Linked DNA regions of Homo sapiens: region 1 is linked to region 2. A link is a loop called in an ENCODE intact Hi-C map of the cell type or tissue named here. Cell type or tissue: HCT116. All regions are shown on one strand. Each heading gives the region's core, and the rest is flanking DNA. Links, peaks and the distances in the headings are about the cores only.

Evidence for each region. Hi-C counts contacts between places; a loop is a spot of excess contacts. Peaks named below come from ENCODE experiments on the same cell type or tissue, not always from the same donor. Only the 100,000 strongest peaks of a DNase experiment are listed, where the experiment ranks them.
Region 1: a loop joins it to region 2, with 2.9 times the contacts of the local background. A loop is called at or near these places in 35 of 110 quality-filtered maps.

Annotation. Positions count from the first base shown.
Region 1 is chr3:56,974,077-56,984,849 of GRCh38, forward strand. It overlaps a transcript of ARHGEF3 not described here. Among named protein-coding and RNA genes, the nearest start is that of ARHGEF3-AS1, 39 kb to the left of the region's middle. In HCT116, for the core only: no CTCF peak of the experiment used is centred there; a DNase peak (open chromatin) is centred at 6,915.
Region 2 is chr3:56,851,158-56,861,930 of GRCh38, forward strand. It overlaps a transcript of ARHGEF3 not described here. Among named protein-coding and RNA genes, the nearest start is that of ARHGEF3, 55 kb to the left of the region's middle. RefSeq lists an enhancer at 852-2,051. In HCT116, for the core only: a CTCF peak has its summit at 4,905 (motif pointing right); no DNase peak of the experiment used is centred there.

The DNA of each region.
Region 1 (10,773 bases), core at 1,935-9,934, 120 kb after region 2:
CTCTGTCTCCAATATATGTATATATTGAGCTCCCTGAGAACAGCCACTTCATTATCTTTTTAACATTTTATCCCCACCCTCTAGACATATGGTAGATGCTCAATAACTATTTGTAAGACTTTTTTGAACTTTCTTGACATCTGCAGCCAAATGGTACAGGCCAATGGGAAATTTCCATCCCTAACAGTATGGTGTGGGAGACAATGAGGAATATAATATACTAGTTATATAAATATCGAATTTTTCATGCTCTTCCCTTAACTAAAGAAACTAAAATTAATACTACTTGGTATTTCTTCAGCATACACACACAAAAAAAGTGTTTCCCAGTTACTACCTCATTTGGCATTCTCATCTGCATCATCAGCGGATAGATGGCAGCACCAAGCTTTCAAACACCTAAGCTCACTGTCAGCTGGTCTAATTAGCAAAAATTACAGAACATTTTTGAAGGGATGTTTTGTAAGAGGTCTTCTGGAAATCTAATTTAAGAAAATCAGTTTTCCATATTCAAAGTGCTGACCCGCAAATGTTTCTGAAGTGTCCAGAAGTTGCTTTTAAAAGCAAAGGGATCGTTCTCCCTCTCCCCTCCCCCTGCCCCCCACATCCATCTGAATCATCGCACGTTTTCAATGGCAAAGGCTTCATTACATCCTAAGGAAATCCACATCCTGCACCTCCAGGTCACAGCCTGGCAGAGAGCAGCCTCACGTCCCTCCGGAAAGGATAATTAGTTTTCTACCCTTTAATCAAGGAGCAGCAGATTGTTATTTTTCTAAAGTTTTGCCTGGGGAGAGCCTGTTCTTTCCCGAGAGTGTATTTTTCTAACCAGGACTCCTTGTTTGTGCTCTGCCTTCCCACGCACCGACACTGAGGGCCCCTCCTCCTTGTTTGAAATAAGACCAAAGCTCTCCACTGATGAGACGGATGTGGGATCAGGTCATGGGCTCCCTAACTCATCAGCACCACTGCCCATTATCATATGGACTGGGGGTACCCTCAATCTCTCTGTCATAGAGAACGTTGTCAAGGGTTCACTGTTTAAAAAGAACCAGTTCTGGCTGAGTGCGGTGGCTCACACCTGTAATCCCATCACTCTGGGAGGCCGAGGCAGGCGGATCATTTGAGGTCAGGAGTATGAGACTAGCTTGGCCAACATGGTGAAATTCCGTCTCTACTAAAAATTCAAAAATTAGCCGAGCGTGGTGGTGCTCACCTGTAGTCCCAGCTACTCGGGAGGCTGAGGCAGGGGAATCGCTTGAACCCAGGAGGTGGAGGTTGCAGTGAGCCAAGATTGCACCACAGCACTCCAGCCTGGGCAACAGAGCAAGACTCTGTCTCAAAAAATAATAATAATAATAAATAAAAAATAAAGAACCAGTGCTTACAGAGGGCTCACTGTGTCATAGCCAGACACTGTTCTGAATGCTAAATAAATACTAACTCATTTTGTCCTCAAAAAACTTTTATGAGTAGATATATTTGTTACTCCCACTTTACAGGTGAAAAAACTGAGGCTCAGACAGGTTAAGTGACTTGCCCAAAATCACACAGCTAGTAGGCATCAGAGTGGGATTCAAACCCAGGCAATCTGGCTCTAGAGTTGATGAACAGAGAAACAGATGTTAAAACCATTGCAGAAGCAGCCACAACAGAGGAAAGGAGATGGAAACTCAAACACTTACTATGTACCAGGCGCAGAGCCAATACTGAGTTGGTTCTCTTTACATGAAGTATAACAGGACTTAAAAAAAAATAATAAAAACAATAAAGATCAGAGATTAGTCTTATTCACTGGTTTTTCTACATCTGCAAATAAAAATATCCATGGAGATTAATGGTAAACTTTTCTGTGTGCATATTATACTTTTAATAGAAGGGTAATTTCAATTTAAAACATTTAATGGCTCAGTTTTCTTAACATTTTAAAGAGATTTCGATCAAATAATCAACGCTTAGAAGGTGTTTTTTGTTGTTGTTGTTGAGACAGAGTCTTGCTCTGTTGCCCAGGCTGGAGTGCAGTGGCGCAATCTTGGCTCACTGCAACCTCCACCTCCTGCGTTCAAGCAATTCTTCTGTCTCAGCCTCCCGAGTACCTGGGATTACAGGCGACCACCACCACACCTGGCTAATTTTTGTATTTTTTAGTAGAGACGGGGTTTCGTCATGTTGGCCAAGCTGGTCTTGGACTCCTGACCTCAAGTGATCTGCCGGCCTCGGCCTCCCAGAGTGCTGGGATTACAGGTGTGAGCCACTGCATCCGGTCAATTCATGTTTTTCAAATCCTAGAAAACTCTTTACTCAAAAATTATATCTCTAGATACCATACTTTACTAGTTTCTATCAAACAGGTACTCCGTAAGGGCTTCTTGCCCTGGGAGGAGCAGAAGAAAGTCTTTATATTTTATTCAATACTATATTGATCAGAAACTAATAAATCCATATGTAGGTGGCCCAACCCCTCCAAAATGAACATTGCAATCTTAAAAGTGGGTCCTCAGATATGGGCATTTATAATAAATGTTCTGTTGATCCTAACAGTTTAAAATGCCAAAAATTCTTAAATTAGCCAGCATTGCTTAAAGCAGTTTATTGACTCCAATACAGGACCCACCACAGTCTCCAAGGTAATTAGATGCTCCATAAATGCTGTTTTTGGCAGTGACTGGGGCCACACATAAAAACATGTTTATTCCCAAACTGTCAGTGAAATGTGGGAGTGGAACTGCGTCAGGCTTGTTAGAGCTCATGTGGTAGAAAGGAAGGTAATGTCAAGGCCACTGATTTCAGCACTGCACCAAACAGCAAGCCACCATGCTGAATCCTGGCAGACCTCAATGACGGCTAAAAAAAGGGAGTGGCGGGTATGAGGTAATTCTGAGTAAAAGAGGGTAATATTAGTACTATTTTCATACTACTACTACTATTCGTACTGTGCTTTTTATGAGGATTAACTCATTTAATCCTCACAGGGGCCCTGTGGAATAAGGGCTGTAACAGATGAGGAAGCTGTGGCACTGAGAGCTTAGATTTAGAAATGCCTCACAGCTACTAAAGGGTAAGGCCAGACAGTCCAATTCCAGGATCCTGCCCCAGAGCTCCACCAAGTTGCATCAAGATTTTTCTGGCTGCCTAATCCACAAGAGCCACAAACTGGGGCGAGAAAAATGACTGTAATTATCAGCTACGTGCTACTTACCAAATATTTCTATCAAACATGGTCCATCTAAAGCACAGGGCAGAGCAAGCCCCATTCTCTTGGGCCCCTCACTAACTCTCAGCTCACCAGATGGGCTCCTGGGAACAGGGCCAGCACTTGCATCAGCATTGCCATGCTGCCGCCATGGCAACCACACTTTATGACCCAGGCAAAGATGCTCTTCCCACTCACTCGGGAGCCCTGATTCTGGGATGCAGCCCTTGGAGAGACATGTCCTTTTACCTGCCCCCAACTTGCTCAAAGTCTTTATAATAATGGGAACCGATGGGAGGTTCCCCAGGTCCCTGGACACATCTGGACCAGGCCAATAAATACACAGGCTGACAGGGAGATGGGGCTCATGGAGAGATGGTGCAGAGAAATGGAGATTTGCAAAGTGAACAGCTAACATCTCCAGGGGACTTGGTGCCTGGCAGGGCTGGAATTGAGTTCCAGCTGGCTATCTTGTGGCCCTAAGCAAATGGGTTCGGCCTCTAGGAATCCATGTCTTAGACTATGAAAAATAGGAATAATATTAGGTTTTACACCTCACAGAGCTGTTGTGAGGTTTAAGTAAACTCAAGCACACAAAGTACATAGAGAGTAGAAACTGGCTGTGACTATCACTAAGGCAATGGTGCTGGGACTGTCAAAAGAGCAGAAGCCCCTCAGCCTCCCGTCACTGCCCTTCCAGCTCAACAGCCTGACAGTAGAGACAAAAAGCAATCCTGTCAACAGACCAGACAAGGCCAACAGATCCATATACACCCTGCTGAGCACAGGGAGACATGCCAGCATTCAGTGGGGACCCCAGGTGCGGTCACCCCCGCCCCGTACTAGGCTACATGGCTTCTCTGAAAAGATAAATTTATCAAAATAAGCCTACTACCTTTATTTGACAAAGATGTCACTGGACAAAACACCTTTTAACACATGAAAACCATGAATGAACCTTCAGAAGTCTTTAAAGTCAAATGGATAGCACTCAAAAATTTCTAGAAGATTCTGGAATTATCATTCCCATACTGTCAGCAGTGGTGATTTCTCAAGGTTAGGATTGATCCGGGGAACTTGCATGTGCCATGTCACACGTTCCTACACTGTCTAAAATTTTATGACATGTACATTTTTGTAATAAGAAAATTTTAGTTTATTTGAAAAAGAAAACTGAAATGCTTTGCCATAACATAGCTCACAAAATAAAAAACCCAATCAATCAATAAACAAACAAAAAGTACTCACCCTCCCTACTAACTAGCCAAATGGAAATTTAAATAAGTTAGCATGTTTATATTTCAAATTAGCAACTTCTATATGGGCATATCAAATGCAAGAAAGAATGTGGAGAAAACAGGCACTGTGCTTCACAACTATAAATGTATATATTGACGTGAAATTTCCACAGGGTAATTTGACATCATTTTCCAAGAGCATTAAAATGACCCAAAAGTTCATCCTAACGATAATTAATTGGACAAAATAACCACAAACATGGGCCTAGCAATAAGGGTACAGCTCCTAACATTGCCAGAGAGGGAGAAGCTAGACAGAGCTCACACAGCCAACAATAGGAACCAGTTATTAAGAAAGCCCCTTGAGGCTGGGTACAGTGGCTCACACCTATAATCCCAGCACTTTGGTAGACTAAGGCTGGAGGATCACCTCTGGCCAGGAGTTCAAGACCAGACTGGACAAGAAAGTGAGCCCTCACCTCTACAAAAAATAAAAAAATTAGCCGGCCATAGTGGCATGCACCTGTAGTCCCAACTACTTGGAAGACTGAGGTGGGAGGATGGCTTGAGCCCAGAGCCCAGGCTGCAGTGAACTATGATTGCACCATTGTACTCCAGCCTGGGCAACACAGTGAGACCTTACCTCTAAAAGAAAGAAAGCTCCTTGAAAATTTCTACATATCCAATAAGGTAGCAGCAAAAAGACTTACTTATTCCACATTGTGAAAATATGGAATTATCTGGATTTGGCACCTTTAATTGCATGCTTTCATTCCACACTCATCCCATTTTGCAACTGAGTAAACTGAGACCCAGATATATTCAACTGTTTGCCCTGCAGTGGTTGGGACAGGTTCACAGTGTTATTTGCCATTGCATCCGTGGTAGGGCCAAGCTCGTTCCTGCTGCCACAGGAGGCCCAAGCCAGGGGCAGAGGCATCTCTTCAAAATCCTCTTCCCCCAAGATGCCACACCTTCCCAAGGGCTCTCAGCCCTGTCCAGCTGCCACAGGCAGCCAGAGACAAGGCACAGGCCCAGGAATAAAGCCGGGGTCTGTGAGCAAGGCCCTCACTAGGAATAAAGTAGGCCCCCTCCAAAGAAGGTCTGGTCCACATCACGACTGCAGGTGGTGCTTATCCTAGATCGCCTCTCAGCCCATGGCAACGCTGGGGCTCAGAGAGGTCAGCTTCCCTGTCTTAAATCAGCCAGCCAACGAGGATGTGAATTCCTTTTCTTAGCCCTTTGTGGGTGACTCAGTTTCCTCATCTAGAAAATGGGGAAAATAATTGTACCAACTTACAAGGGTTTGGTTGTTATGAGAGTTAAAGGACTCAATCCTTAGAAGGTGCTTAGAACATTTCCTGACCTATAGGAAGCATCCTGTGCAGCTCTTATTTCTGCAGTGAGACTACTGACGGTGGTGGTTAGAAGCAAGGGCTCTGGAACCAGCTGCGTGGGTTCTGATCACACATCGACCACTCACTTGCCCTGTGACTCCAGGCAGGTTACCTAACTCTTTGTGCCTCAGATTCCTCATTTGTGAATTGAGAATGATGATGATAACTCACGCGCACCTCAACTTACAATGGTAAGTCGAAAATGCACTTAATACCCTTAACCTACCAAACATCACAGCTCAGCTTACCCTACAAATCCAATAAGTAAGGCAGTAGCAAGAAGACTTGCTTATGCCACATTGTGAAAATATAGAATTATCTGGATTTGGCACCTTAATGCATGCTTTTAAAGCCTAGCCCACTTAAACATGCCCAGAACACTCACATTAGCCTACAACTGGGCAAAATTATTAAACACAAAGCCTGTTTTGTAATACAGTGGTGAATATTTCATGTAATTTACTGAAAACTGTACTGAAAGTGAAAAAAAGAAGAATGGCTGTATGGGGACTCAAAGTACAGTTTCTCCTGGATACGTGTCACTCTCACACCATCAGAAAGGCTAAAAACTGTAAGGCGACTCATTGTGGGTCGGGACCATATATAGTACCTACGTAGGTTAGTGGGAATAATCACGTTATCTACCTTAGCTCTTAGAAGAGCTAAGAACAGTACCCATAATGAGTACAATGGTCCTAATATGTAAAGTGCATGTTAGCTGCTATGAATATTATGTCACTCTGTCTCCTATTAGCCCATTAGGAATGGCACCACTACCAACAGTAGTCATTATTCTGGCTGACAAGAACCTGAAGTATGTTCTCCTACGAGTGGGTGCCATTATCGTTCAGATTTACAGATGGGAAACTCAGGTGCAGAGAGCTCAAGTAACTTGACTTGGGTCACACAGCCAAGAAGCAGCAATGCTACCAGGCTTCAAGTCAAGTTCATCGGCCTCCGAGGCTCTTGCCTGACTGCACTACCCACCTCAATATCCACATGGCCTGTGGCTGCCTACTTGTGCAATTGTATGACTGCCAGTACTTCCTGGAGAGGGTGATGCATGGTTTTCTGGCTTTGAGATGACTCACTCCCAAGCCTTCCACCATTCAACACAAATGCTGGCCCCTGCAGACGTCTGACTAACAGAAAGTCACATCAGCAGAGTCGCCAAGGAGCAATCCCTGTCTTCCCTCCCCATCTTCCTGGGGAAATACATTGGTATGTGTCTGTCAAGATAAGATATAACCATTAAAACAAAATTCTGGACTGAGATATCTGCTTGGTGTCTTGGAAACACATGCCGATGTCCACACAGCTGGTTTTCCCTACAGCTGTTGGTAGTCATGTTTCAACTATGGCCTACTCATAAGTTTGCACTGGAAGATGAGGCCAGGGTAAATCTTTCTTAATGCATCATTCTAGCCTTTAAAGCATGACATCCATGACAGTGAAGCTCACTTTCCATTACCAGACTGAAAAGTTGGCAAAGCTTTGCTGCACACTATAAAGGCAGAGGTGTAGGTAGGTGCCACCAGCAAGGAGCAGCATAGCTTGAGCAGAGGTGGGTCTCATGTCCTTCACGGCTTCCTCAGCAATTCACCAACAGAGCTAGTTGTTGAATAAAAACAAAACAAAAAAAAACTTCTACCCAGGATCCATAACCCTGTATTATTTCAAACCTGGTAATTTAATTCAGTCATATCTGTTTTCAGATAATGTATCTAAAACTCAAACAGATCACAAGCTGGAAGGATCCTCAGAGAACCAGCTGACCACCCTCATTTAGGGACTGGAGCACTAAGACCTGGCCAAGCTCACATGGTCTGTTGGTCACAGGCTGGGACCCTTGAAGGTCTCCCTGTTTTCAGGCTGTTTTTTCAGCCCTTCCTGCTTCCTTAATCCAAGTGTTGTCAGAGTGGACATCTGCTGTTCCTCACTGCCCAGCATTTAGTCCCCATTCTTCTGCTAACAGCACCCAGATTTTCTGTTGGGGGATGCCCTCTCCCCTTTGGGACACTGTGATTCAGGAAGGGCCAACCCCAGGCTCCAGAGATGGGCATGTAACCTGGCCTGTTCAGTGGGAGTGGCCCCAAGACTTTGGCTGGCATTAAAGAACAGATATACAGTCCTTCTGGGACAGGCACTGAGCTGATGAGATGCAAACTTGGAGCTGTGCAGGGCATCTTGTGCAGAAAGCTTACCTGAGAAAGAAGCTAACCTGGGGAAAGCAGAGCAAGAGACCAAGAGAGAGAAGGCTCCTAATGACACAGATTAACCACCTGGATCGAGCTATGCCTGAAGGTAGCCTATCACTAGACTTGCCAGTGATAAAAAGTGAGCTCTCTTTAAAAAAAAAAAAAAAGTAAGCAAGCGTACATTCTATTTCTGTCACATGCAACCAAAAGAACTATGCTTTGTTTCTTTGCAAAAGTTCATTAAAGAAAGCATCAAAATGGGAATGTTCCCAGGGGACCATCCAGAGTGCCTAGCACACAGTAAGCACTTAATTCATGTGTAATGGAGCGAAACCCCTCCTTCAGGGCTCTTCTCAGTGGGACTCTCTCAGACCATCCTGTTGGAAACTGTGGCCCTCTCCAGCCTTCCTATCCACCCCTCTTGCCTGTTTTCAATGGTGTTTAGCACCATCAGACCTACCCTATGTCTTACTTACTGTTTCTTGAATCCCATAAGGGTGGAGATTGTTGTCTACTTTGTTCGCTGCTATAACCCTAAGGCCCAGATCAGGTCTCTGAACCATAAGTACCCAGTATACATCCGGTGAATGAATGAATGAATGAGGAAATGGATGATGGAATGAGTGAGTGCCTAGTGTGCTCCCAGGTCCCCACCTGTCTGCTGCCTTGGTCAGCAGCCCTGGGACCTGGCCTGCAGAACCCCTGGCTGTCCTTCCTCCTCTTTCTGGATATGGGTCCTCTTCCCACCGAGCAAACACTCCAGCAGCCAGCCCCGCAGTCCAGGCAACCTGACCGTCACCCACCTGCCCAGGGACCATCAACAAAAATTAAAGGGTAGGGAGCCCTTTGGGTTATAAAGATGTCTTCCTTCTTCTTTCCTGCTTACAAATAAATATCATATGCTCATTACAAAGGCAAACAAACAAAATTAAAATGTAAACAAGTAAGCAATAAAAAAAATAATAATTTAACTTCTAAGTTAAATTTGAGGTACAAGTCAGAAATGGGAAGACTGCTGGTATATTTTATATGACCCCTAGGGTGTATGTATGTATATATGTATTTATTTTTGAGGTAGCATCCAACATTTAAAAATCTAGATTTCATTTAGAAATCAGGTACAGTCTCTAGCTTCAGTTCAATATTTTAAAAAATCTCATCACTAAGGGCCCCTATTTCCACAAGTGACCATGGTCTGCTAGGGTTGAGTGGTAGCTGCCCCCTTCAGATGGACCATGGGCTCTTGGGGTCTCCATCCCTCCCCACTGTGACCCCTGCCCTTCCCTGGCCACTCATGTAAGGTCCTGCCTGGTCTCTGTCACACTCAGAGTTGGTGATCCCTGGCCTGGTGTATATCCTTTCAGACTCTGCTGCAGACATAAAGCTTTCTAAGAAATCCCTCTAAAAAATCCCCTCGCCTCCAATAGTACCTGTGATGCTACAAATAACTATGCAATTTCTAACACCAGAGAACAATGCATTTACAACACAGCCCCCTTCTGCAGGGTCAGCATGCTGGGTCAGGTTCATGTCTCCTTTTAAAACTGACTATCAGCCGGAAGCAGTGGCTGACGCCTGTAATGCCAGCACTTTGGGAGCCAGAGGCGGGCGGATCATGAGGTCAGGAGATCGAGGCCATCCTGGCCAATATGGTGAAACCCTGTCTCTACTAAAAATACAAAATTTAGCCAGGCGTGGTGGTGCACGCCTGTAGTCCCAGCTACTCGGAAGGCTGAGGCAGGAGAATTGCTTGAACCTTGGGGGCGGAGGTTGCAGTGAGCTGAGATTGTGCCACCGCACTCCAGCCTAGTGACAGAGCGAGACTCCGTCTCGAGAAAAAAAAAAAAAAAAAAGACTGGCTATCCCAGCTCAATAATTGACCCTGCCACACTGTACAGTCCCTCAGTTCACCCCACATAGAAGGACCCCACAGTCCTGAGCACTCATGGGGGCACCTTTTTGTAGGGAAATTCCAGATCTAGTGTTTAAATCCAGCCTCCCATTGTGGATAGCCTCACAGACACACAGCAGCCACAAGAGCTTACACAACCACTGAGCTGCCATCCATGCATGGAAGTCAAAACCACACCGTGGGCTGCAGCCCCCTGCCCACCACCCAGAGACCCCCACAATCTGCCATTTTCCCCTGTGTTTACTTACACACTGGTTCCACTATATAGCAGTAACTCCCCAAGGGCAGGGACCCTGCCTGTCGCATTGATAATTGTTTCTTAGAACCCAGCCCTGTTCCTCAGAGAAGAGCCCCTCAATCCATGATGGATGGATGGTTGGTAAGTGGACAAGCACATGATGGGTAGGTGGGTGGGCGAGTATGTTACAAGGAAGGGAGGGAGGTGGACAAGCCCCGCAAACTGTGATGTCTGATTTGCCCTTGTCATGAGGCAATGATTATATTAAAATACTGGACGAAAAACTAGAATATAAAGTTACATAAATAAACTCACAGGTTTAAAAAAAAAGATAAGGAAAACACTATAATATTGATCGTGGCATAACTTTTTAAAAAATCACTTTGTGCATTTCCCAAATGGACTACAAGTCTGTTTTATAAAGTTCATTTTTAACTGCCAACATGAAACTACATCAAGTGAACATTACTCCCTAGAGTTTTCTAGATTATGAAACACCAAGGGCCTACAGAGGAAAGAAAAATATTTGGATTAGTTTGGCTCTTAGAGTGGACTAGAGAGGGGAGGAAAAGAAAACAGGGGAGGGGAGCCCGGCCT
Region 2 (10,773 bases), core at 1,598-9,597:
CTCCCTTCTCCCTACCCCATTTCTCCTCCATCCGTCTCAGCTCTAGTTAAGGACAAAAGGCTATTGAGTCCTCATGATCACCTTCCCACCTCCCTCCTAGCACTGTGGATTCAGCTTGAACCTCACCTCTCTCCTGCCCTCCTTCAATACCCGAATCATCCTCACCTGGACTATCTCTATCACCTCCTAATGGGCTTTTGTCTCTCCAGTCTTTCCTTCAATACTATTGTCTTAGTCTATTTTGTGTTGCTGTAACAGAATACCACAGGCTGGGTGGTTTGTAAAGAAAAGAAATTTATTTCTTACAGTTCCGTAGGCTGAAAGAGTTCAAGCAATTCACCCACCTCAGCCTCCCAAGTAGCTGGGACTACAGGTGCACACCACCATGCCCAGCTAATTTTTGTATTTTATGTAGAGAGGGGGTTTTACCATGTCGCCCAAGTTGGTCTTAATCTCCTGGGCTCAAGTGATCCACCCACCTCAGCCTCCCAAAGTGCTAATATTACAGGCATGAGCCACCATGCCTGGCCCTCTTTTCTTTAAAAACAATTTGTTTTTAAACTTGTAAGTAATATATAATCTCTGAAGAAAAATTAGAAGATACAGACAAAGCAAAAAGAAGAAAAAATTAAGTTACTCAGGGCATTCACAATGTTGCCCAGGCTGGTCTTGAACTCCCAGGCTCAAGTGATCCACCCACCTCAGCCTCCCAAAGGGCTGCAATTACAGGTACGAGTTACCATGCCTGGTCTTACGAACTTTACTTTTAACAAAGATTCAGTATTAATGTTATGCTAATGGGTCATATCATGTCTGGGTAAGAAAATGTCAGTGGTTACAGGTGGCATCCAGCCTTGTGGATTTGGCCCTTGGAGCCTCTGTTATCTGACCCTTACCCTGGAAGGGGTGGTCACCCCTGAGGACCTGTGAGTCTTCCTCATACATGACTCACTGTGCTTCCACCTTAGTATTTCCCAAACCTGGACCTTCCCTTGGGCAGGGAAAGCCTACTAGACAGCAGAGCTATGGGTCATTCCGGAAAAAATTCCCTAGTGTAGAAGTGAGAATCTTCCTCCTGAGCACCCTCTGTGATGAAGTCTCCAGGGCCCCATGGTGCCCTGCATGTTCGAACGTATTTTCATTTTCCTTCGTTTTCTTGATTTCTTAGATGATTTCATCTCACAGGAGGCAGAATCTGAGTAAGTGTTCTTTTGTAGTTTCTTTGAATTGAATCAGAGCCCAGAGATGTCAGAGACCAGATAAAAGGGGACTGCTGGACCTACCACACTGACCCTATTGCAGTACCAGTCCCCAGAAGGTACAGCCTGACACACTTACACACACATGCGTGTACACGTGCACACACACATCCAAAGACCAAAACTGCTGTTTTTTCAAATTCTCTAATGCGTCAGCAGAAAGCTACAGAGCTATGATCCTTTCTCCTTATCTCTACAGACCAAAATCATAGCTAGTTCTCTTTTGTTTCATGGGATTAAAGAAAAAAAAAACCTACCGAATTGTCACAAGTTGATTCACATGCTGTAAAAAAACCCAATTGTATAATATGCCATTCTTAATGGTCAACTTGGAGAAGAAAATGTGAAATATGCAGCTGATAATCTTTTCAGTTTCGGGCTGGGCTGGCTGATTCATCAAACCCTGATCTGACATGTCCCCTCTATCCTCTCAACCATTTCCTTGACTCACTAGAATTATTCCTTCCAAAAAGGAACCTTGTCTGCTCGATGGATGTATAGACCATGCATTGCATTTTAGAAACAGTAAAAGTAAGGGCTAAAAATAGCCAGAAAGTGCTTTAGTCAAGAATCTCTAGTTGAAATTCAGGGGCATTTGTGTTCAAGAAAACAAGACCTCCCAAGAACAGCAGATTTTTAAACTTTGAATTTGATCCAAAAATGGAAATCTATACATATGATGAACTGTGTTTCTTATTTCTTTCAATTCAGCACCCTCCTGTAGTACCTGAGCATGGGGTACAGAGGTAACAGAACAGAGGACATGCATTGTTAAAGAAAAATCTGGGGTGGTGACAAGCCAAAAGTCTACCAGCCAAAAGGTCGAGAGATTGTGTAGAAGGAAGCTCACATCTTCCACACTCAAAAATATAACTGAGCTACTTTGCTGCTCAACAGTTATTGCTCAATTTTTATTTATTATTTTTATTATTATTTTGAGATGGAGTTTAGCTCTTGTCCCCCAGCCTGGAGTGCAATGGCACCATCTCGGCTCACTGCAACCTCTGTCTCCTGGGTTCAAGCAATTCTCCTGCCTCAGCCTCCCAAGTAGCTGGGATTACAGGCATGTGCCACCACGCCTGGCTAATTTTTGTATTTTTAGTAGAGACGGGGTTTCACTGTATTGGCCAGGCTGGTCTCGAACTCCTGACCTGATGATCTGACTGCCTTAGTCTCCCAAAGTGCTGGGATTACAAGTGTGAGTCACCATGCCCGGCTCAATTTTTATTGTAGACTATGTTGCTCAATGTTAAGAACCAAAATTAATGAATGCTTTAAAATTTATAACACCTCTTCCACAAGCCATGGATGCTCATTCCTTCCCTTCCTTTGTTGAGTATTTGTGACGCACATACTACATGCCAAGAGTTATGCCAGGCTTTGCAGGCACTTACACGCCAAGTAAGAACATGGGCTCCTATGGAAGCCTTCGGAGGGGTCACCTCTGTTTGAGGGTCAGGGGAGGGCTCTCAGTAGAAGTTACATAGAAAGACAATTGGCCAGGCGTAGTGGCTCACGCCTGTAATCCCAGCATTTTGGGAGGCCGAGGAGGGTGGATCACGAGGTCAGGAGATTGAGACTGTCCTGGCTAACACGGTGAAACCCCGTCTCTACTAAAAATAGAAAAATCTAGCCGGGTGTGGTGGCAGGCGCCTGCAGTCCCAGCTACTGGGGAGGCTGAGGCAGGAGAATGGTGTGAACCCGAGAGGCAGAGCTTACAGTGAGCCGAGATGGCGCCACTGCACTCCAGCCTGGGTGACAGAGCGAGACTCCATCTAAAAAAACAAAACAAAAAAACAATTAGGCACAAAAAGGGTGAGGACAAAGGAAAGAAAAGAAAGATTCCAGGCAGAAAGACCAGAGGGTAGAAAGGACTATGTCAAGGAAGCCCAGATCTGTTTAGCTGGCATATGGAGAAGGAGCAGTGCAATGGAGAAAGACACAAGCATGCAGGGGCTGGGTCTCAAAGCCACGTTAAGGAGGAGTATTTATCCTCAGGCTTTCTCTGAAGGAAACAGGGAGAAGCAGCAAAGGATGTAAAGTGGTGAAGCGGGAACCCAACTTGTGTTTTAGGAAGATGCCTCGGGTTCAGTGTGGGGAATGGATTTGAGAGACAGAAAGGAGGCAGGCAGATCTCCAAGTTAGCAGCAGGAATGCAGGCCAAAGACTAAGCAGCCTCTGAAAGGTAGAGTCACTGGGCTGAAGAAAACTGGAGGACTCTGGAGATATTTAGAAGGCAGGCAGGTTGAGATTTGGTGGGAAACAAGGTAAAGGAAAGAGGCCATGATGCCACCCCAGCTTCTGGCTTTGGCAACAGATAGGTACTATTTGGGGGGATGCAAATACCTAGAGGGGTGGGGGGGTTGGGGGGCAGGTAGGAAAGGTAAGAAGTTTAGGGGAGAACTTCAAAAGCAGCTATCCCAAAGGCCTCTGTCAGGACCCTGAGGGACACCCCCAATTAAGGGATGGACACAAGAAGGGGTAACTGCAAAGGAATCCAAGATGGAGTGGTCAGAAATGTGAGCAGTAAACAGGAGAGTGTGCAGTCACAGAGAGAAAGTCAATCTTATGTAGCACATGGCAGAGGTCAGAGTGGAAAAAGTCACTAGATATGGCCATGGCAAGACCTGGTGGCCAAGGCAGTTGAGTCACTTATTCAACACAATAGTATGGAGTACAATAACAAGGTCAGAGGAGGGGAAAAGGAGGAATCCAGGCTGAGGTGGGTGGAGAGGAGGGAGAGAGGTGAGGGGCAGGAGGGAGGGGTGCCTGCAGTCACCAAAGGGTTTTTATTGAGATAGGAAAGACTGAAGGTTGTCAAGCACTATTTATTGTTGTTCCCATTTTTATCTGGAGGTCTTTTCTCAAGACCACATATCTAAAAAGTGGAAGAGCAGGAATTCAAATACACGTTTGCTAACTCTTTTCAAAACACTCATTTGGCAGCAATAAATGGCCTTTACTGATGCAAAAACAAGTAGTCTGGGCTGGGCGTGGTGGTTCCTGCCTGTAATCCTAGCACTTTGGAAGGTTGAGGCAGGCAGATCACTTGAGGTCAGGAGTTCAAGACCAGCCTGGCCAACATGGTAAAACCCCTCTCTACTAAAAATACAAAAATTAGCTGGGCGTGGTGGCATGTGCCTGTAATCCCAGCTATTCGGGAGGCTGAGGCAGGAGAATCGCTTGAACCTGGGGGGCAGAGGTTGCAATGAGCCGAGATTACGCCACTGCACTCCAGCCTGGGCAAGAGTGAGACTGTCTCAAAAAAAAAAAAAAAAGTACTCTGGGCTGCCTGTCTTCCCTCCTTCTCCACTCTCCTACCCCCTGTAAATGACTGCTACATACAACTACGACACTAAAGTGGAAGGAAAAACTGTCATGCTGAACCACAGCTCTCCCAAATTTGTGACATAGATGTACAGATGATGATGACACAGTTACCGTCAGAAAAGGCATTCCAAATACTTACGCTTAACCCTAAAATGAAAGGAAATTTAACTTCTAAAACAATATCCCAGAAAAGACAAGTGTCATTTTTCAATTCCACTACTTGGCTCAAAGGGCTTCTTTTCTTTTCCTGGTTGTGACATTTCATTGTTTTACTCTCAAAGGAGCAGAGAGCCTGCAGACCAGCAGGGGGCCCTGCCGCAGAGGAGGAAGATGTGGGGCCAGGGGCCTGGCCAGTGGTGGACGAGATGTCTGGTAGGGGTCTGGACAATCTGAGTCCATAACCAGTCAGTCCTGGGGGGTGTCGCCATCAGAAGATACCAAGCCACATAAAATACACGTAACTCGGGGATAAAAAGGAAGCGGAGGGATAATAAGAGGAACAGGATAAAGAGAAAGAAAATAAGAAAATGATCTATGTCTAGTATCTGTCTATAAGGACAGTGAGTCAACATTTTTGGAAATCCAGGCTCTTTCTCTAGCCTTTTACTCCAGAGCTTTCAAGGGCTGACATGGGATGGAAGGATTCTTATGTCATCAAGTCTAATACTGCAATTTTACTTGTCTATTTATTGCTTATAAACTGACACTGTCTTTCATTTATGTTTTATTACACCGGTAATTCATGAATACAGATCCTCTTTACAGATATGGCTTGATTCTCCTTGGGTCCCCCTCCCCCTTCCCCACCACCCACCATGTCCCAACCCCTCTCCCTGACCTCTGTCTCTGGGGCCCTCCCTCCTCTGCTACAGCCCTTCTACAGCCCTTCATTTGCTTATACCTCTTGTTTTAGAATTTTCCTAAAGTGAGCCAAATTCTTTTCCATCTTGAGAGGTTTTTTGTTTTTTTTTTTTAACTTCATAGCATCCATCAAGATAGTGGCTGACACTTCTGCTGTAATAAAACTGGAATTAAAAAAAAAAAAATCTAGAGGCTTTCCAGAGCTTGCTTAGAGGCTTTGCTCTGCCTCCCAAGATGAACCAACTTACTCTTCATAATCTAAGTAAGGTCTAAGCAATGTTATTTCTTTGAAAATTTACATTAGAGCTTTTCCAAATCCCTGGCACACACTCTCCATTTAAAACTAACTATGGAGACCAAAGCCTGTTATATAAGCATCCAAGTCTGCAGCCATGGGCCATATTTCTTCAGCTGCCAGATCACATGACTGATAACAAAGCCAAGATAAAGGCAATAATTTTTTAAAATTTTTTTCTAGAAGAAAAAAAGCCCTACATATTTGAAAAAATAAAAAGATTAGGATCATTCCCATCAGAAGCTATTCTAAGTGGTTATTCCTCAAAATTAAAACAAAAATAAATTTGATTTTAAAACAAGCCACATCTACAGTGGCCACGGTGGGTTGCCTTCCTAACGTTGATTTCCCTTTCTCCCTCTTTAAGGAACTCCTATTTTCCGCAACTATTCACCCCGTTCATCCCCAAGGCAGAGTCTGAGTCAATCTTCATGGCATTCCTCCTGGGACTATTATTGACCCAGGGACAAGCATGTGACCTAATGTACCCAATCACACTAAAGGGAAGAACTTATTTGCTGGAAAAGGGAAACATATCAACCCAGTGGCTACTGGCAGCCATCTTGCAACCATGAGGGACACCAGCCTGAAGAGCACAAAGAGTTTAAGGAGATGGAAAGGACTTGTGTGTTTGGTGATAGTTTAGTAATTGAGTCAGTCAATCAGGGATTGACCTAACTCTGTACTTTTTATTCTGTGACATACAAAGCATCTCTATCTAAGGCTCTGTGAGTCAGGATTCCTGTTGCTTTCTCCAAACGGCTATAACACCAAAGAAGCGGGGAGATGGGGGAATCTGGTGCCATTTCCTTTTCCTTTTCTCTAAAAAGTTTCTTTGCTCTTTGGTTCTTTTTTAGGAAACAGCCTCTTACTATGTTGCCCAGGCTGGAGTGCAGTGGCTATTCACAGGCACAATCGTAGCACACTACAGCCTCAAACTCCTGGGTTCAAGCTATGCCCAGTTATGCTTTAGCCTTTGCATAGCTGGGACTATAGATGCAAGCCACTGCATCCAGTTCTGGCACCATTTTTCTGACCTACAAATTACATTTTGAAAGTTTCTTGGTTTAGCAGCTCATGCCTGTAATCGTAGCACTTTGGGAGGCTGAGGTGGCAGACTGCTTGAGCCCAGGAGTTTAAGACTAGCCTAGGCAACATGGTGGAACCCCATCTCTATAAAAAAATACAAAAATTAGCCAGGCATGGTGGTGCATGTCTGTAGTCCCGGCTACTCAGGAGGCTGAGGCAGGAGGATCGCTTGAGCCTGGGAGGTGGAGGCTGCAGTGAGCCATGTTTGCACCACTGCACTCCAGCCTGGGAAACAGAGCAAGACCCTGTCTCAAAAAAAAAAAAAAAAAAAAAAAGGCTTCTTCTTTCCTTCACTGTAATGGTTGCACTATCCATTCACTGTATCCACATGCATTTTTATAGCTGAGTACATTTTTCCAGGTTTTGTAGGAATTTTAATGGGTTTAAGCCTAGTAATTAAATATATATTAACTGGCTGCTACCACAGAAAGTTCAAGAGAAGCAAACTCAGCTCTGAGGATACTGAGCCCCTACCAGTGCCTGCCAAGATGCTAGAGATTATAACAATTGACAATGGCAGTCCCTGTCTGTGCTTGTGGGTTTACCTTCTGGTGAGGGGAGGAAGACAGTCAACAAGAACAACAGATGGTTTAGATAGTAACAACAGCACAGAAAGCACTTGCGGGGAGGGCAAGGCCTGCTTTAAATTGAGTTACCAGGAATGGCCTTTGCAAGGAGGTGACATTGAAAGCTGAGATCAGAACAAGGTGGGAGTCATATCTGGGGGAATAAGAAAGGAAAGAATAAACCTTGAATGTTTCAGTAGCATCAATAAATTCTGGTTTATTAGAAGGTGCCAAGAGATGGAGAGGGTGGAGGGAAATGAGGTTGGCAGGTGGGCAGGAGCCTAGACATTTGGGCCCTATAGGCCAAGGAAAGTGGATCTACATTTTATTTTAAGTCAGGGATTCTTACTTGTTTCTGTGTTATATACTTCCTAGGCAGCCTGCTGAACCCTATGGACCTCTGCTTGCAAAATGTTTTTAAATGGCGAAGACAAAAACAAAAAAATGTAGGATTATGAAAGACCAAGGATGGGACTGTGGGGGCAGGGAGATTATGGGAGTGATTTATCCCGCCAGGGAAGAGTATTTTTATCATGGACATTGTTTAGAGTTACCAGCTTATAGTGATCATAGAAGAATAGACTTTAAGTTGACTGTATTATTGTTTTGTTTTGTTTTTGAGACGGATGGAGTGTAGCGGTGTGATCTCGGCTCACTGCAAGCTCTGCCTCCCGGGTTCACGCCAATCTCCTGCCTCAGCCTCCCGAGTAGCTGGGACTACAGGCGCCCACCACCAGGCTCGGCTAATTTTTTGTATTTTTTTAGTAGAGACAGGGTTTCACCGTGTTAGCCAGGATGGTCTCGATCTCCTGACCTCGTGATCCGCCTACCTCGGCCTCCCAAAGTGCTGGGATCACAGGCAGGAGCCACCGTGCTCAGCCTGTATTATTGTTTTTAAATAATAAAAGCACACCACCTTGTTGCCTAAATCCAGGGCAGACTGAGCCCACATCCCTCTTGCCACCCCCTTGGTACACCTTTTTTTTTTTTGAGACAGGGTCTCACTCTGTCACCCAGGCTGGAGTGCAGTGGAGCAGAGATCTCGGCTCCCTGCAACTTTCACCTCCCAGGCTAAAGCGATTCTCCCATCTCAGCCTCCCGAGTAGCTGGGACTACAGGCACAAACCACCACACCAGGCTAATTTTTTTTTTTTTTTTTAAGTTAGAGACAGGTTTTGCCATGTTGGCCAGGCTGGTCTCGAACTCCTGACCTCAAGGGATCTGCCCACCTCGGTCTCCCAAAGTGCTGGGGTTACAGGCATGAGCCACTACACCCAGCCCCGTTGGTACACTTCTGATTAAGAAAACTCATTACATTGAGCTGGGCATGATGGTTCACACACCTGTAATCCCAGCATTTTGGGAGGCTGAGGTGGGTGGATTGCCTGAGCTCAGGAGTTCCAGACCAGCCTGGGTAACATGGCGAAACCCTGTCTCTATTAAAAATACAAAAATTAGCCAGTCTCATAACCTGGTCTCAAGAGAGATAGATAGATAGATAGATAGATAGATCGATAGATAGATAAAAATTAATATAAACAAACAATTTAATTAAAAATAAAATATAATTTGCAACATAAAAATCTAATTTATTAAATAACTTCTTTGTTCATATTTATTTTTTATTTTTATTTTTTAGAGACAGAGTCTCACTCTGTCACCCAGGATGGAGTGTAGTGGTACGATCATGGCTCACTGCAGCCTCAAATTCCTGGGCTCACGTGATCCTCCTGCCTTAGCTTCCTGAGTAGTGTGCTGAGACTACAGGTGTGTGCAACCATGGCCAGCTGATTTTATAATTTTTTTGTAGAGATGGGGTCTTACTATGTTGCCCAGGCTGGTCTCTAGCTCCTGGCCTCAAGCAGTCCTTCCACCTCAGCCTCCCAAAGTGTGAGCCACTGTGTCTAGCCTGTTTAAATAACAGATATGGTGGCAGATCTAACCACTACTGTCATTTTACAATCAAATGGGCATACAAAATATTCTGAGATATATGTAACCAGTATAATGTGAAGAGAAAATCACAGTGGGTTCTTTTGGTGACAAAGTCACAAGTAACTGCTGATATTGCTGTGGTTTTTTGTCCTCATTTATAGAAAGGAAATGTAAATTTCAGTTGGAGGTTAGTGAAAATACAGATGTAATTTTTTTTCCAATCCAAGTTTAGAGACCCCATGGAAGCCCCTGGAAGTTACTGGAGAGTTTGACTAAGGAGTGTAATCTGATTTATGTTTCTAAAAAGATCTGCCTAATGGTTGGTGGGGGATGACGTGATTAATACGTGCCAAGTTCATTTCGTGCTCAGAAGCTGGCAATGGTCAGCTGTAAGGAAGAGCGATACCAGGGCTTCTCTTGAATCATGGCTACTAAAGAACAAAGAAGATCTGCCTTTATGAGTGGTCTCTAGGCCCACAATGAAAAGGCAATGCGGCAGAAATAAAGCACCTCCAGCCCCCTGCTGCAGGGAAAGGAGAGGAGATTCATGGCTAGGAGAGGCCCCTGTGCAAATCTGCAAAGTCTTGGAGAAAAGAAACCATGTCGGCTTTAGCTTCCTGTAAGACAAGTGTGATGATAAGCACCTCTCAGGCTTGTTATGTAGGCAGAGGGGCTGCTGCAGTATGAAGCGCCTGTCACCAGTGAGTGGTGGTCAGTGCCAGGGTGGTATCTTCCCTTTTGGTGCCTTCTGCCTGGGACTTTGGCCATCAACTTCAGACTGGGGTGGGACATGGAGGAGTCTTAGGGGCCATCTAACTTTGAAGAAGTCAAAGGATGGCCTTAGATTGTCTAGAAAGCTTGGGGCTGGAAGGAACTGGAACCTAATCTATCATCTAGGTTTGGTAGAAAACCAACACAAGCTCCTCAAATGCTCAAAATTTAAAACCTAGATTGCCCAGGTGAAAGCATGCAAAAGAAACAGTCTTCCTAGCAGGAAAAGCAAGGAAATTTGAGCCCAATGGAGGCTTGGGGGCAGTGGCTAAAGCAGAGGCTTCAAAGTTCCCTGAGCCCGGGATTTTCTCTCTTGATACATTTACAGAAGGGGCTATGGATCTCCCACTTCTTAAATGGAACCTGAGTATAAAATGTACAAGGGCCTGGGGACTGAGGGCTGGGGTCGGAAAGGCCTGGATCTGCTGGGCCCTCAGGAGGCTGTTCAGGGCCTTGCAGGGAGCAAAGAGTAGAGTCTGCCACTGCCAAATCCCAAAGATCCTGCCGGAAGCATCCCCTCTTCCCACAAAGCTATAGAATGTACCTCAGACTCTTCCTCCTTTCTCTCTTCTAAAAGTGAATGAAGCCTTCTAACCTGTTGGTTTTTTTTTTTTTTTTTAACTCTCTCTCTACCAAATGTCTTCAATCTAATAAGCAGCAGCTCTGC